Regions from separate parts of the Mus musculus genome. Here region 1 is linked to region 2. Evidence: chromatin loops called from intact Hi-C (ENCODE). Cell type or tissue: heart. All regions are shown on one strand. Each heading gives the region's core, and the rest is flanking DNA. Links, peaks and the distances in the headings are about the cores only. Region 1 has its middle 24 kb from the start of Gm34916. Region 2 holds the start of Thbs2 (thrombospondin 2).

Region 1 (8,970 bases), core at 676-8,675, 150 kb before region 2:
TTTAAAATCTATTTGGAACATTAAACATGATAGAAGCAGGAAAAAAACCTCTTATGATGTCCTCTATAAAAGGAAATTGGGACAAGTTCCTGATTAAACAGAAACCATTCCATCTCCAAGGGAAAATACACAGCATAACTGTGGCTTCATACAATGAATTGGGCAGTATTCCTTCTGTTTCTATTTTGTGGAATAGTTTGAAGAGTATTGGTAGTAGGTCTTCTTAGAAAGTCTGATAGAATTCTGCATTAACCCATCTGGTCCTGTTTTTTTTCGTTGTTGTTCTTGTTTTTTGGTTTTTTGGTTTTTTTGGTTAGGAGACTTTTAATGACTGCTTCTATTTCTTTAGGGGTTCTGGGACTGTTTAGATGGTTTATCTGATCCTGATTTAACTTTGGTATTTGGTATCTGTCTAGAAAATTGTCCATTTCATGCAGATTTTTCAGTTGTGTTGAGTATAGGCTTTTGTAGTAGGATCTGATGATTTTAAAAAATTTCCTCAGTTTCTGTTGTTATCTCTCCCTTTTCATTTCTGATATTGTTAATTTGAATGCTGTCTCTGTGCCCTCTGGTTAGTCTAGTTAGAGGTTTATCTGACTTGTTGATTTTCTCCAAGAACCAGCTCCTGCTTTTGTTGATTTTTTTTTTTTTGGTATAGTTCTTTTTGTTTCTACTTGGTTGTTTTCAGCCCTGAGTTTGATTATTTCCTGCTTTCTACTCCTCTTGGGTGTATTTGCTTCTTTTTGTTCTAGAGATTTCAGGTGTGCTGTCAAGCTGTTAATGTATTCTCTCTCCAGTTTCTTTTTGGAGGCACTCAGAGCCGAGTTATCCTCTTAGCACTGCTTTCATTGTGTCCCATAAGTTTGGGTATGTTGCACCTTCATTTTCATTAAATCCTAGAAAGTCTTTAATTTCTTTATTTATTTCTTCCATAGCCAAGTTTGAGTAGTGCGTTGTTCAGCGTCCACGTGTCTGTCATGTTTGACCATTTTATAGAGCCTGTGTTTTATAGAGACTGTGTTCTTCTTTAGTTTTCTTTTGCTTTAGTTATATCATAGGACAGTTTTACATCTAGTATATTGCAGGGTTAGTGGATTTCTCTGTCCTTGACTGGAAGTAATCTATTGTTTTATGATATAAAATAAGGCATGACTCATTTGCCTACTGAGGAGGGTTTTTATAGTTTAAGGATATTATTAGTAAATAGTGGTATTTTCATTTACATCCACAAACTTACATTTCAAATACATCGGTTCTTGGAGTGCAACAACTCAGTGATATGCCAGGTGTATGTATAGGATTCTAAAAATTTGAAAAATGGACATACAGAGAGGCTGCCATCTTGGCTGGTCTACCTTCATTGTCAACGTGACTGGATTTGGAATCCATCACCCAGGAGATGCACCTTGGGACATGTTTGTGAGATGTTTCCATAGAGGTTTAACTGAGGAAGGGAAACCCATGCTGGATGTAGGCAGTACCCTCCCTCCCATGAGCCGGGGTCCTGGCCGAACAACAACTGATTATAAGAGGAGCAGCGGTACCTGAGTGTGTTCCCTTCTTCCCAGCTCTGAAGCCCCAGCTGCACACACTCACTGCCTCGAACTCTACCCTTTCTTCACTGCTATGATGGATTGAGCCCGCTCAAACCATGGCCCAGATACTCTTCCCTTCTCTTACATGGCTTTCTGCTAAGTATTTGGTCACAGTGAAGAGAAGACAACTACTTCACTACCCCTCCTCATCAACACCTAGTATGGCCATACCATCACTGGTGAGGTTCCCAACAAGACCATCTATGGCCTTTATCTGATTTTCCCCGAAGCCTGGAGTTGAGTCTCTGCCAGTGATCTACAGCCCATGTAATGTGTCTGTCAAAGACCTTCCCGTGTTGGTGTTGATATTTTATTACTTTGATTGTTGAACTCAGGGGCCCTTTGTCAGATATTCTCTGTGCAAATGTTTTATCCCAATATGAGATACATTTTGATAATGTCTCATGCTTAACATTTTGAGTATTATTTTGTATATTCTTTAGAAAAATATTCTCATATAAGAAGACCATTTATCACTGCTTATTTTTCCTGTAGCCAGCACTAGTCAGTTATTACTGGCATTTGTAGAAGACTCCACCTAACAGCTGCAGAATAGATTTTTTTCCAAATTGAAATAGTCACAAGTATAGTGACTATTTATTATATAGGTGATGTTTATTCTGTGTTTAAGTAATCCTAAAGAGAGGCAAAATACTAAGGAGCATATGAAGTACGTTTCTGGCATAATGGAATTAACTGAAAATAAAAAATCTACATATTTGGAGAACATATAAATAGGTGTTATTTAAACCGTAGTTTTAAAATAGCCCAGGGACTACAAAAGTAATTTTAAAATATTTGATAAATTAAAAATATTTTAGCTAAATAGAAATTGAGTGTTTAGGGGAAATTTTAGAATGTTAAACACTTAAATTGGAAAGTTAGAAACATCTCAAATCTGTAAGATTGCAAATATTTGTGCATATATGTTAAAAAAAACATACACAAATCAAAATAGTCCCATACTTAATAGTGAACATCAAAATTTAAAAAATTTTTAAAAATGTACTAGCACTTCAAAATATTTGAAGAGCTAAGGCACATGTATAATGTGAAGTACGCAAGATTCCTAAATAAAAACCATCAAATACTGATAAGGAAAAAAATGCCTGACTCTAAAGACACAGTGTTTTAAAGATGGCAGGGTTTTATCGTCTCAAACTCTGTGAAGGGAAGGTGTCCTTAGCCAAATTCCAGCAACTCTCCTCAGACACCAACAAACTGAATCTGAAATTCAGACCAAAAAGTAAAAAACATATGGAATCCACAACAATTCTGAGAGGGACTGTAGAGTGAGGAAAATAATGTCTTGAAACGAGGAATTTAACCAGTAAAATTATAGACCTCACAAGACCAGATTTTAATGCAAAGCTACACGATGATACAGTGTGGTGTTGTCACTGTGACAGGAACCATATGGTGTTGTCATGGAGACAAATACACTGTGATGTTCTCCTGATGATTGATGCAGTGTGGTGTTGCCATAGCAATAGGCAAATCAATAGGAAATGGTAGTATTCCAAACACAGAATCACATCTAGGTACAGAAAAGTGATTTTTACCAAAGGTGCATAGTCATTATAGTAAAGAAAAAGTATTTTCAGACAATGATGCTGGAGCAAGTGCATATTCATATGCCAAAAAAATAAAAAACAAGTCTATACCATGCACCATATGCAACGATTAATCCATATGTTATAGACCTGCCTGTGAAATGAGAAACTTTAAGCCTTCTACTAAAAACGTGAATCACAGCTGTGTAGACAGAATGAGGTATGTTACCAGATTCAGCAGGAAACTTATGATTCATGAAAGATGAAAATAATAAATTTGAGTTTAATAAAGCCAGAGACTTTGCATCACAGAAGATGCAGCTGGGAGAGTGCAAAGCTGAATACCGGACAAGGACAATCTGCAAATCCTGCATCACTGGATAGTGAAGTGGGTTTCTGAAGATTTCTACCCTTTACCTTCTTGCCTCTCTATGAGTGTTGTTACAACTCAATTAAAATAAAACTGTGCCTAGGGCTGTAGCTCAGTGCAAGAGCCCTTGGCTTGTGCACTGGAGATCCCTGCCTGCAACCCTCATTATAGTCAGGAAATAAAAGCAGAGAAGAAGCCATTGACAACACTTTATAGAGCTGTGGAGGTGGCTCAGGCGATATAGTGCTTTCTACATGACCCCGAGAACTGGAATTTAAATGCTCATGCCCAGAACTCATGTAAAGCCTGGTATAGTAGCACACATCCATAATTCTCATGCTCTTAGACCAGATTACGGTGGAGACAGGAGAATTCCTGGAAACTTACAAGGGAGCTGGTTGGCTGGAATTAATGGCAAACAAGAAGAGATACTGTCTCAGATAAGGTGGAAGTCAAAGATGGACTCTGATTTTCAAAAGTGTGCTGTGGAATGCACATGCATACAGTCCACAAACACAGAACTATGGTGAATTGCCATTCCATTATCACATGTGAAAGAATCCTGATCCCATAGGTGATACACACATTTTCCCACTGGAGAATGTTGGCACAATGACAGGATAGATTGATTCTCAGGGGCTCAGCCAAATGCTAAGAGCCTGTGTGCTTGCTGGAGCAGTGTGTGCTGTCTGCAAAAAAAAAAAAAAAAAAATTTTAACACCCAGAAATTCGTATACCTAAAGATGGATTGCAGAGGATAATGAGCATATCTAACGAACCGGCAATGACAAAACTCACATTTTAATCCAGAATCAGGAATCAGGAACTGGGACTCTGCAGCAAATTATGCAAGAGTGACCAGAGGGACTGCTAGGCTGGCCACTTGGTGGCGCCAGAGGGCCTCATACGAAACCCCACAGATCCGTTTTAGGTGAGGTCACTAATCACCTCGGAGCCAACCCCTCCACCCAGCGTGGGTGAGGAACTTCTGTATTCGGTATGGTTGTCGCACGAGATGAAGCAGGTTCATAACTCAGCTGTGACTCACTAGGAGAAATGAAGAAACGGGGACACTGGCCGATCCTCACCCTAACCTCAGAGTTCCCTTCTGGGCTTCTGCGTAATGAATTCTGACTGTCCTGGCCATTGTTCCACATTTCCCAGAATTGATTAGAACCTTTACTGGTCCACGACTTGAATGGCTAAGAAGGAAAATATGCAAACAAACATAATCACGCGGGTTTCAATGGGTGGGGACAAGCAGATGGCCCCAGCTCTGCTGGAGAGCTCTAGAAAATTTGGCTCCTACCCAGATACCCATTCAGTTCCTTGTTATGAAGACAGCCTGAGCTCCCTCGTGCCCGGCTCAGCCAGCATTTACTGTGCTTGGCAATGATCAAGGTGTGTGTCATCCTCAGAGTCTGCTTTCTGTGGCTGTACACTTCACTATCATGCAAGATCTTTATTTTCCCAATATCCAACCTTTCCTGACTCTGGAAGATCTACAGTCTTTAAAAGTTCTTGAGTGACAACTGGTCCTGGAGCTAGTAGGTACAAGCTGCCCCTTCTCTATTTCCGTTTTTCAGTATGCTTGTTATTGATATATAGAAAGGTTACTGTATTTGTGTTTGCATTAATTTTTGTCTTGCCACGTTGATGCACGTGTTTATAAGCTTTAAGGCAATTTTCTGTTTCATCTTTAGAATCGTGTGTGTGTGTGTGTGTGTGTGTGTGCGTGTGTGTGTGTGTGTGTGTGTGTGTGTGTGTTTGGTTTTGACATTAGGGAATCATGATCTCCTCCAAAGAGTTTGGCAGCATTCTTTCCCTTTCTATTTTGTTGGTATTTGTCATTCTTCAAAGATCTGCTAGAATTCGCTGATGAATACACTGGGTTCTTTTTAGTTGGGAGACATATTTATTATTATTATTATTATTATTATTATTATTATTATTAATTTCTGCTGCTGCTTCAATCATGTTGGTCTGTTTGGATCATTTATTTCTTTGTACTTTAACTTTCATAGGTCATATGAATCTAGAAAACTGTCTGTTCATTTCAGATTTTCCATGGCATGCCCTATATTTCTCTTTTCATCTCTAATTTTCTTGGTTTGGATCCTATCTTTTTCATTTGGTTAATAGCTAAGGGTTTGCCAGTCCTTTCCTCTCAGGACTTCTTTTATTGACACATAATTTTTGGAATGCTGAGTTTTCACTTTCATTCTATTCTAGGAACCTTTCTGCTTCCTCCTTGATTTCTTCGTGGCCTGGCTGTCATCCACAGTGGTTAGCTTCCATGTATTTGTGTGCTTCCAGTAGTCTCCCTTGCTGTGGCTACCCAGCCTTTTTATTTTGCTGTGATCAGATAGAATGCAGAAAGTGCTTTCAAATTTTATGTCCTAGCACGTAATCCATTTCTCAGAAAGCACCACAGGGATGTCTGTATGTTTTATAATGCCATTTAACTCTTTTTGTTTTGTCCAGATGACTTATTGAGAGTAGGGAGTTGAGGTCACTCACAATTACTTTATTGGGGTTAATCTGTGACTATACACTTAGCATTTGTTCTGACAAGCTGGAAGCTTTTCCACTGGGTGTGTATGTGTCTTAAACTATAAAATCTTGTGATGGATTTCCCATTAGTAAGTATGAAATGAACGTCCTTATCTCCCTCACTAGATTAGATCTGAAGTCTATTTCAACAGATGTTAACACAGAGACCCTGGCTTGTTTCCTAGTCTTGTCTATTGGCGGTAGAGCTCTCTATTCTTTACCCAAGTCTGTGTCTTTGCTAGTGAGGTGTGTTTCTCATGGGCAGCATAAAGATGGATCCTGATTTTTAATCCAAGCTTGTGATTTCTTTTAAGAGGGAAATGGAGACTATTAATATTCAAAGTTGTTATTAAGAGATGTGCATTAATTTCTGTCGTGCTGTTGCTTTGTGGTGGTTTTCTCTAGACTCCTTTAGCAGATTTATCCTGGCGTTAACTTTCTTCTGTGGCCTCTTGGGCATATTCATCCTTTTCAGTGTAAAGTGTCCTTTGTAAAGCTGGCTTAGTTGTTATAAATCCCTTTTGCTTGTTTTTATTATGGAAGGCTTTTCTTTTCAATTACGATAGATAGTGTTGCTGGGTATAAGTCTGATTCTCAGAAACACTCGCCAGTTTTATGGGGCAATGATGTTGTAACTTTAAAAGGATAAAAAGTGCCACTTTCTCCCCATCTCACCCTGGGGCAAGTCTAGGAGTCCAGCTGGACAGCATCGTGTTCTCTAGGAAATGCTTTCTCTTTAGGTAATAGGACACTGTGTCTTCAGACCTGTCCATACTGTGTAATGCTCCAAATATAATAGGTACTCTGTCTTCTCAAATTCTTTTCTCCCTCTCCCTCCCCTCCTCTCTCTCTCCCTCTCCCTCCCCCTCTCCCTCCCCTCCTCTCCCTCCCCCTCTCCTCCCTCTGTGTGTATTTACTGAGAGCATTAACAGTGCCTTCTTGGAGCTTTTTAGCACTCACTACTCCATGGCACACCCTAACTTATTTGTGCCCTGGCCCTGTGACCAGACTCACCCCCACTTATGCTCCACAGCTGTCCTCTCATTTCCCATAGTTCCTTGAAGCTCTTTCTGACGTTCTCCCTAGGCCCTGTAACCACCACTCTACTTGAATCCCAAATCCCATCAAAGCAACTTCTGTAGACACCACATATGAGTCGGATCAGGACTCACCTGCCTGGGCATGGCACTTCACCTAACGCAATGGCTCCTAGCTCCAGTCATGGAATCTCAGATAAGAAGATTAAAACTCCAAAACATGTGTTAGAAACAAAAAAAAAAAGAGGCATAATGGGATGTATGCAGCATGAAGGCAAAAGGAAGGAATACTTGTGGGGAAAAAGTAGACTAGCAAAGGGGACTAGGAGGACAAGGAGAGGGAGGGGTTAAACTGAACACGTATAATGTCACATAAGAAAATGTCATAATGAAACCCAATACTCTTCCTGCCACCACCATAAACCATCAGTTTAAAAAATAATATGTGGCTATATCACCAAACAAAAGCTTCCTTAAAAAATAAATTCAAGCCTTAGGGCATGAAGACAGCATACAAAAAGCCTTTTATCTCTGGACTGGAGTTAGCTCAGCAGTTAAGACGCAGTACGACTACAAAGGACAGGAGCTAAGTTCCCAGCACTCAGGCAGCAGCTGTAACTCCAGGTCCGGGGAATCTGGTGCCTTCAGGCCTTTTCAGGAATTTGTATTCATGTGCACATAGCCACACTTACACACACACACACACACACACACACAATTGCAAAAAAAAAAAAATCTTCTCTCTCTGTTGATATTGACCTATCCGAGAAAAGGAACCAGAGAAGAATCCCACTTAGAATAGATTCAGAAAGCCCCACCCAGGAAGAAGTCTAAACCAAGAGGTAAAAATTCTCTATAATTAAAACTTTAAACACTGATTAAAGAATGTGAAGCACACACACACACACACACACACACACACACACACACACACTGCAGAAAGCGTTCTATGTTCACTAATGGGAAGAATCAATGATACTCAAATGTCTCTGCTACTCAAAACAATTATAGATTCAGTGCTTCTTCTTCCAGTAGGATAGTCACCACAGAGCAGCACAAAGAAGCCTGTATTCATAGTCAGATGAACACACACCAGGGAAGAAAAGCCAGGACGACATAAGCAAAGCAGGGAATATCATGTCACCCGAATTCAAAGTAATCTATAGAGCTACTTGTGTTTGTGTGTTGTGTGAGTGTGTGTGTTTGTATATGTGTGTGTGTGACTATGTGTATGTTGTGTGTGTTTGTGGGTGTGTGTATGTATATAAATGTACATGTATATGAGTGTGTGTATGTATGTATGTGTGTATATATAATTATGTGTGAGTATGTATATGTATATGAGTATATTATGAGTATGTATGTGTGTGTGTTGTGAATGTGCAGGCCAGAGATCTACATCTCTATTGCTCTCCACCTTGTTCTTTGAGACAGGGTCTCTTCATTGACCTGAGTTTTATGATTTGACTAGATTAGCTAGTCAGTAAGCTATAGGGCCCCACTCATCTCTGACCCAGCCCGGTGTTGTCCCATGCAGATGTGATGTGGGCTCTGAGGAGTCAGGCTCAGGTGCCTGCGCTTGAGCAGCGTCTCACACACAGCTTTCGGTAGTTTGAGGAACCAGGATTTATAACTTTTAAAGACTTGGTAAAAACTGAAAGCAAATTCAGAAGATTCACACAAATTATATAAATTCACATTTCTATGGAGCTGTGATACATAGACTTTCTTACCAGAGTTCACTAAAGAATTTCCAGGATATATAAAAAATTCTAAAATTACAGCTGCCATTATATTTTAGGGGAAATTAATATTTTGGTAGTTTTATTTCAATATAATTCATATACCATACAAGCCAGTGG
Region 2 (8,970 bases), core at 670-8,669:
AAGTGTCCCCTGGGCCATTGGACACAATCTCAAACTGCCTCTGGGAGGTGCCGGGGCCTTCCAACACCAGGAGCGTTCCCCGAGACTTGCGGTCCTGCTTCAGTTGGGCTGTGAGGAAGAAGCCCTCCTTTCTCCTTGCAAGCTTGACAATCCTGTTGAGATCATCTGTGTTCACTGGGGGGATGTAGTCAAACCGTACAAAACGGTAGGCGGGCACCCCGGGGTCAGGCCCTCGGAACTGCTTGGCACCGATGGTCTTCCGGTTAATGTTGCTGATGCTGAAAAGGTCAAATGAAGTGTCCTTGACGTGGTCACCAGCTGCCAAAGGGAACCACAGGGTCACAGTTATCACAGGCTGATGCTGAGGCTTTCCTGAATGCAGACTGGAGAGCCATAAGCCATAAGCTCACAAGGGCTTCCCCCGCGACAAGGCTCAGAGACTTTCTGTGCGTCTTTCTCTCCCACCCTAGCTGAGCCTGAGCCGGCTACCCACTATCATGGAGGCTGGCTTTCTCCAGGACTACAGTGCAGCAGGTGTTCTGGGCCTTCCCAGAACCCAGAACATGGCTTCATCCATAAACAACATCTCACTGGAGGCCCTGAATTCCAGCCCCTGAGCCCTGCTGTTCTTTGTCCCAGATTTGGGCAAAGCACAGCCTCCCCTCCATCTTGGGACTGGGGAAGAGGGAGGCTGGAAGGGGGACCTTTGACTTTATCGCCATCCACTAAGTCCTATGTTGCATTCTGAGGATGATATTCTTTCTCAAACATCTTCTCATTTCTATAGAAAGACTGCCAATAAATAGTAAATACTGTGCACTATGAACCAGTATTTGAGACAACAATGGACCTCACCCTATCAGTAACTCTTTGAAGTCACCATTCAGCTGCCAATGAGAAAATCATCAGATCTCATCAAAACTAAACAACAATTCAAAATAAGACTAGAATGATAAAACACAGCACAGCTTCTCATCATGCACTGACAACCGAAAACACAGAATAAACTGCTGTGTATAGAGGCATAAATGTTGTCGTTTTTATAAAGGTATTGACAGTGACACAATTAAAATAATTAGACTCTGTGACTATTGTTACTAAATATGGAGGTCCAAGTTTTATGAATTATTTTATAAATTATACTAATATACCAAGGACAAGCTGTGTGAAGTAAGTATCTCACTACTAGATGCAGTGCATTGGTCTCAATTCCTAGTTTCCAAAAGACAATCTCTCTGTGCTATACAGACTCAGAAATCTTTGATTTTTTTTTTATTTATTTACAAGCATGTTTAAAAAGCTTCATATGCAAAATACGACTACAACCACTTGCTGGTCTCTCGTCTGCAGCTAATTCACCATTGCACACAGAAACAAGAAGATATATCCATACTCACCAGAAGCTCTTGGCCCTATGCCCAGAGCCAGCAGGGCCAGTGCCCAGAGCATCTTGTCTCCACCTGTGACACTTAGGAGAAAACCAACCTCGTGGTTGAAGAGTGCACAGCTACAGCCTGAGTGTCACCAGGAAGTTTCTTCACGTGACCTTTGAAAAACAGATTTCACACAAAATCAAAAGCAAATATAACTGTGGGAAGCAAAACTCTAGATAATATACTTTCTTTCCAACCAGATTCTTCCAACTGCTACTAGCATTTATCCCACCACTTCTCCCTGGCATGGAGGTGAGGGGGTCCTGAGGCCTCTTGCTGTACTAACACCATAACAACCCGGGGTTCCTGTGAGTGTGAGTGTGCCTGCTCTTTGGAGGAGCCAGTGGAAGATATGCCAGAGCATTGTTTCCCTGGGGACTCTGCTATAGCTCAGTTGCAAGACTTAAGTCCAGGAGACCTGAACCCAGGCAAATATCCTGGCTGATAAGACTCTGGAAAGGCTTCTTTGTAAATGTCCAGGAAAACCAGTTATGCATAGCTTCATTACAGGCAATCAATACTAACTACATTTCGAAGTTTGGAATAAACTCGGTGCATTTTTCTCAGGACAAGCAGAAACTTTCCCTCAGCGAGGGCTTTAGCCTACTTTTCTGTTCTCCTGCAGGCCTGTGTTTCCATTTGCAGGGATTCTAAGTTGGCTCAGCAGACCCTGGATCAGAAGTCGGAGGCCTGGCCTGAAGCCTGGTTCCTCTGCTCCTCTGTTAACTCCTTAAGGGCTTGCTTCCCCATGCTCAGCTCTCAGCTCCCCCTCCAACAGGCCAGGTTCTGTTCCATGTCATTCCCTGCTCCGTGGAAACTGATCCGTGCACTGTAGTCCCTCATCTCTGTAAAGATGGCTACAATGGGATAACTTCTCATTGAGAAGGACATCTCAGCAGTTCCCCTCTCCAGAATATTTTTGCTAAGCTGGAAACAATGCCCTCCACCAAGGGACAGTTTTCTCCCCAGAGGGAGACAATGGGGCAAGAACTTGGTCTTGCCCCATGAGCAGTGCTTATGGACTGAGCGCTAGGTACATTTCAGGAGGCAGCCAAATACACCATGTCACCTGAGTGCTAACACCAGCTTTTCTAACCAGGTGGAAAGAGGGCAATCTTTTCACCCTCCCACTAAGTTGCTTTGTCCATGGCTTGAAAAACCTGACTCTTAAAGTATCAACTTCTCTAGATGCTAGAGAAAGACCCTATGCAAATAAATATCTCCAGAGCTCTTTGAGGCACAGCAAACACTCAGGATGTGGAACTGTGGCTGGGAGGACTCCCAATGTCAGTTCTTGAGGTGACATTTTTCTGAGGATTCAAGTATAAAGTAGACCTTGTCAGGTACTTTAGAGAATCTTCAGAGTCCACATCTGAAGACTCCAGCTTGCCCTATCCCTGAGTCCCTAGTGCAGGTGTTTGCCACAGGGCAGCTGCCCCTGAACTCCATCCCCAACTTTCTCCTTATTCTATGGACAAATGCTGTCTCTGCAAAGACAAGTTCCATCTTAAAATGACATTTTACAGCTCAGGCATACAAACACAAACAGAGTCCATTAAACTGTGTTTCGGTAAAACCAAGCTCAATCAAGAGTGTCACAAGTAATCAACGGTCATTAACAGCATCCCATCTAATCTTGCTGCCTTCCCCACATGGAAAAGGGACCAAGAAGTGAATAGTATTTGGTCCTGGATCAAGCCTCCTGGGGCCAATGCAATTGCATCCAAGCTCCATGGGTCACACACACACACACACACACACACACACACACACACACAGACTCTTCCCCATCCACAAGTCCTCACTGCAGGTTATGAGTAGACTTTCAAAGGTTTTCTGCAACAGGCTATTATCACTTTTATAGGTCTTACACAAGTTCACCCCACAGGAACAATCGAAGTGAAAGTGTGTTTGCTGGGTGTCTCTAAACATCTTCAACTCCTACTGTTTTGCCCCCCTCCCCGCCCTCCTCCTTCAGCACCAGATCACTTTCTTTTGACTGCCCCAGGCTACCAGCTCTTTTGTATGCAAATTAGCCAAGCTGCAACCCAAACACAGTCCCCTCAGGGTTCTCCCCGCCCTGTACATTATAATTATAATGACAGCAACACTTGTTCAGCTCTTACTAATGTTTAGAATCAGATCCCTATAATCCCGTTGGTTATTTTTTACATTTTCAAGAGATCTCTTGACATTCCTTTCTCTGCTTTCTCTTCCATAGCAAACTTTGGTAGAGAAACTTTCTTATTTTTAAGTAGAAAATGTCAGTTCCCCCTCCCTGAACCCCAGCATCCTTGGAATGAAGCCAACAAGCCCCTTGTTGCTTCACAGGGTTCCTGCTATGAGAGACCACGAAAGACACTCCCCACATCCCCAACCCCTGCCACCCCGGGGACAAAGACAGCAGTGAATGTTCTTGGCAGGTCAATAAGTTTGCAGAGCAAGGACGGTGAGGACGCCACTGGGCTAAGTGTCAGAGGACACAGCTGGACTTCCCCTTTAGACCCCTGGAAACCGTAGCCTTTTCTGAAAGATCACAGCCAGTGAAATGTCTTAGAAATAAAAAGGTACCTGGTGTGTTTGCAAGTGAATGGTGACCGACGCCAGTACTCTGTCTGTCCTGAGGGGGACTAGCTGCGGCAGGAGAGGAGAGGCCTGGCCAGGGAGGCTGCAGACATCGGACTGGCTCTCTCTGCCTCCCGGCAGTGACCGGCTCCTTTATACGCCCTTTCCCCAGGAGGCCTGTCAATCAGACACATGCGGAGGCACGTTTAATTCATTCTTTCGAAGGAGTGTCATAATTCGTCCTCTGGTCTCGCCATTTGCTCAGAGTACCTGGTTACCCAGTCCAAATCCAGCCCCTCAGAGCTAACGCCCCTCCTACAGGTCCACCCAGGCTTTCCAGACAGGGGCCCGGGGAGGAGTCAGACAAGAGGGGCAGGCCAGGACTCACTTTTCCTGTCTTCTCTCAGGAAATAAAATGCTATAAATAAAACCAGCAAGATTGGCTGGGACTCCCCATTTTGCTGAGGAGAAAAAAAAATGCCAATTCTATGCTTTAAATGTGTTTCGAATTACCCAGTGTGATACTGGCCTTTCTAAAACAAGTGAGTAACAGTCAAAACTACAGGACAGACAGTAAGTTTACCACACTGCCGGGAAGTTATTATAGTCAAAGAATTAATTTTTTTTAATGAATTTACCACAAAAGAGAGCCCACCCATTGTATCTCTGACCCGCTTCTCAGGAGAAAAGATTTTAATTTGAACTCACTTCATCTGCTCAGTCGAGACCTGCAATTCTCTGTGACCCTGGCTCCCTGAAAAAGCCCAGTCCTCACCCCAGTCTTGTTGGGACAACTTTGCCAAGTGTGGGAATCCTGCAGTGAGAGGCAGTCCTCGTGGTTATCAAGATAGGGTGGGGGCAGCTTAGAAACTCAGTGAGAATCAGAGGGCCAGACCTAAGTCCATGGGGGTTAAAGCCAGTGCCAGGGTGCATGGTAGCTGGATGGGATGGGGCTCATCACACAAGGAAAGCAGTCAACAGGAAAGACTTGGTCAGGCGGTGATGCACCAGAGCCCAAAGAAGATGGTAGATTTGTGGCATCTCCCACAACCTCCTCTTGGGCTTCATTCTTCATAGACGACACTCAAAGCTTTCTGGACATTTATCTGGTTGACACCTGATAATAAATAAGTCAGGGCTTACTTCAAGAAAAGGAAAGATAAATTAAATAGAGAAAGTACTTAGCCACTTTCTGTTCTAGGTGGGAGACTTAACTGAAGGACCCTGCCATTGTGTTGGATCCTCTTAGATTGGAACCAAAGTGGACAGGGAAGACACCAGGACAAGGCACAACCCCCCCCCCCCCCCCCCCGCTGATCTCCAATCCTTGTGTTTCTGTTGAGGTGAAGGAACCTTTGAACCTACATGGTGGAAGGGGAAAACTCACCTGTAAAATTGTCCTCTGATTCACATGCTGTGACACAAGTGCACATATACCCAAACACATACACGTACCTCCATACGCAGATCAGCCAAATATAATACAATTTTAAAATAAGTATTATTTTCTAATTTACAAAAACAAAAGATTAGCCTCTAACAGTACATTTTTTGAAGGAAGATGCATTGCTTTGAGTCACCAAATTAATGGCAAAAACCTTCATTTTTAACTAAAATAATTAGACTCAAATTTATATTTGGATTCAAAGCCTGAAGGGAGACGTGACCAGGCTCCCTGAAGAGTTTTCAGTGCCTAGCCGCCCCTCTGCTACTTACAGTGGGACCCTTTATGGCAGAGATTCCAGGGTAGAGCAGAGGGCATAGGGTACAGGATGGGCATACTCTGCAGCCTGTAGGGCTCCCTGCTGCTAGTAAAGTGTAGAAAGACTTCACCTCTGAAATATCACACACACACACACACACACACACACACACAGACACACAGACAAATCAAGAGAGTTTGATGGAAGAGCTGACAGTACATGATATGCAATGAGTCTTGGGAAGTCCAGGAACACACCAGGCAGGGACATACGCATAGTAGGGTCAGTGTTGAAATGGGCTCCTAAGGTAGTGGCTGCTGAGAGCTATGGGTAAGTCCAGCCATGACCACAGGACTATCCCAGGAGGGAAATCATGGAGCTGGTGTCATTGACCCTCATGTCCATTCTATAGCATAAAGGGGACTGACTCTCCAAGCCACCTTACTCAGTGCCCTTGGAAGGGGTATGATGTAGCAATGGGGCCAGTAAAAAGATAATAGAGAAGCTGGGGTTATCCAAGTAACATGTGAGGAAGGCACAAGACACAGAGAGGGGTAGAGAGAGGAAGGTCTGAGGGAGTGTGTCTATGGGACTCTGTGGATGTTAATTTGCTGGACCAGAGTCTTCATATAGGAGAACACTAAGATGAAGTCGTGTCAAAGGAAGTCTGTTCCCACCAACTGCTTCTGCCCTCATTAGAATAGAAGAGTGTCAACCCAATGACAGGAGTGATAGTGATCAGAGGTACTTGGCCATCCCTGGCTGGGCCGCTGTGGGAGTGCAAGACTGGAAAGCACGGTTGAATGCTGCAGTGCGGTCAGCTCTGTGCCGAGCCCTCATTAGGTCTATTCTGAGGACACACTACTGATGCTTTCTGTGGCCATTGACTGTCTGGCAGCTCTGGGCAAAGAACTGTCAGCCAAGCCAACCATTTTCTGGCAACCAGCCATACTGTCTACATAGCGGAGTTGGTGGCTTTGTACACTTTACAGTAATTCTAAGGATCCTTCAGCACTCTCAGAAGGTCAGGACATGGCTGAAGACATGCTTCAGCAATGACCACTCTGGAAAGCCCACAGTAGTAAACACTAGATAACTCTGTAGTTATTATATTCATCCAGGTCAGAGGAAAGCACTTCCCCTGGTGACCCAACAGAAGGGCTGGGGTCGGTATAATGCCATGTTTCACTTTCAAAAAAAGTTGATCATGACTGATTAAAATGCCCTTGTCACTCACATTCCTTTCTGGTTACATAAACAGTTCACTTTTCAAGTGAACTGGAAGGCACACTTCCATGCTGCTCTTCGTACTGAAGAACTAGGCTCAATGAAAGTCTCCTTCTAAGTGATCTTGTCTTTGTCTCTTGACTTTGTCAAAAACAGAGCAGCCTGTACTGGGAACACAAAGAAGAGGTCAAAGAGAAGTAGCAACAGTGGCATCAGAACCAACGATGGGACACATAGCAGCAAGAAGGAAACTCAGAGAGTTCCAGAGAGTGTCAGAAGAGTGAATATAAACAAGATTGTAAGAGAACATGGAGCCTCGTTCCTGGGAGTGTTCCGGAGAGCTGCCAAGGGTCCTGACATGCAAGGCTCAAAAACTGCGACACTTATGGCCATTAGGAGCCATAGATCATGCATGACTGAGAAGGCTTGAGAGCCGCAATATTAGGTGGTTCAGACGGATTCTTCTATAGCAGCTGCCAAGAACCAAAGATAACTCCAGTTTACCAGTGCCAGGATTCTGACAACTGAAGCCCAAGGCAGTAAGACTTCAGCCTGAGTCTGCAGAGCTACATGTCTCCCACCCTAGCACCAGACACATGAGCTTCTGGGTCTCAAAACTATAAACCTCAGACTGTAAAGTCTGCTGTCATTGATGCTCACACTCTTTGGTATTCGTGAGCCCGGGTCTGCCAGCACTGAACAAGCAAGTCCACTACTCATAACTTTCCTCTGTGTTTAGCTCAGGGACTCAGCCAGCTGACTGTAACCAGAATACATACAATAAAGCAGGTGGATCCTAGAGTAGCGTTTATTCAGTTTGAGTATCATCAAGGACTTCTAGGAACACTAAGGACATAGGAGACAGGAATGGTCCCCAGGCACTAGAGCCTGGTCTATTCGCGTCATGAATTCAGACTTTTGGCCCCCAGAACTGTGGGACAATTTTTTTCCTTTAACCCTCACCTGTCAGACACACTGCTTAACAGACATCTCACTTGGCAGAAACACTGCTGGACAGAAACCTGTCATGAGGAACATACAGCCTCATAGATACCGTGCCTCAAGCTCAGTACTACAGATATCATTTAAAAACTACCCTATAATACTATGCAAGCAGCATAATGGGAATTCCCATTATGTCCCACAGAGGACAAGTCCTACTGATCTACTGCATCTTAGTTCAGCTCAGACGGAAAACCAGGGTAGCCAGTGATGCTGGCCTAATGGCAGGGGGAGGAGGGAAGAGAACAGGGTAGTGAGTGTGGAGAAGTTGGAGGAGAGACTAGAGCACCCCACACAATCCTGCTGGAAACACTTCCTAAAAGCAGGATAAAAGCTTATTATACCAATGCAAGTCAGATAGGGGGCGTTGGTGATGAAGCAAGAGGTCCTGAGAGGATGAGCTGTTCTAATCATATAAACTCTGCCCCAGAGCTGGAGGTCAGTGTGATCTCCACAGGCAACACATTCTGTCAGATCAATGCTTTCAGAACATAGGCATCAGACGCCCACGTGTGGCTGGACTGTGATCCACAGAAGGGAAAGTTCAAGTTCATCTCTTGAAAGCAGTGGGGATAGTGTGGACAGGATAATGGATCAGATGGGCATACACCCCTCCAGATCCCGAGACTGTGCAGAACAAGAGACAGGCCTAACGAGTGATCAGCTGAGTTCAATTCTGAGCTGAATGTCCGTGTGGCACAGGAACATACTTGTAAGGGATGGATAAATTAGTCTCCTTTATACCTAAGGTTCACAGTACTTAAAGGAGTTGGACAGCCCAGCTCAGCAGTCTTGGAGGTCTTGGAGGCCTTCACTTGGGAGGAGATTTCTTCCACACAACCAGTGTTGCCCAGGATCTAATAACCAGAATCTAAGAAGAGGCTGCAGCTGCTGTGGGCAGAAGGAACAGAAGTTCAAAATTGAGAATCCGGGTCCTAGTTTCCTGGCCTTTGTGCTCATGGTCACGTTTCTGGAGAGCCACTCTGAATCGACAGAGCAAATGAGAGTAAGGTCAAATAGACTTGGAGTGGTAGGATTAT

The links. Hi-C counts contacts between places; a loop is a spot of excess contacts. Peaks named below come from ENCODE experiments on the same cell type or tissue, not always from the same donor. Only the 100,000 strongest peaks of a DNase experiment are listed, where the experiment ranks them.
Region 1: it touches region 2 in a loop (2.4-fold over the local background); 2 of 42 quality-filtered maps call a loop at or near these places.

The regions. Positions count from the first base shown.
Region 1 is chr17:14,541,515-14,550,484 of GRCm38, forward strand. No RefSeq gene overlaps it. Among named protein-coding and RNA genes, the nearest start is that of Gm34916, 24 kb to the left of the region's middle. In heart, for the core only: a CTCF peak has its summit at 4,399 (motif pointing right); a DNase peak (open chromatin) is centred at 4,487.
Region 2 is chr17:14,689,966-14,698,935 of GRCm38, forward strand. It overlaps Thbs2 (thrombospondin 2), which reads right to left and starts at 4,297. Exons shown (of 22, transcript NM_011581.3): 1 at 4,005-4,297; 2 at 1,398-1,546; 3 at 1-318. The coding sequence starts at 1,449. In heart, for the core only: CTCF peaks have their summits at 4,041 and 8,442; DNase peaks (open chromatin) are centred at 2,166 and 4,236; H3K4me3 peaks cover 804 bases; H3K27ac peaks cover 301 bases; H3K27me3 peaks cover 958 bases.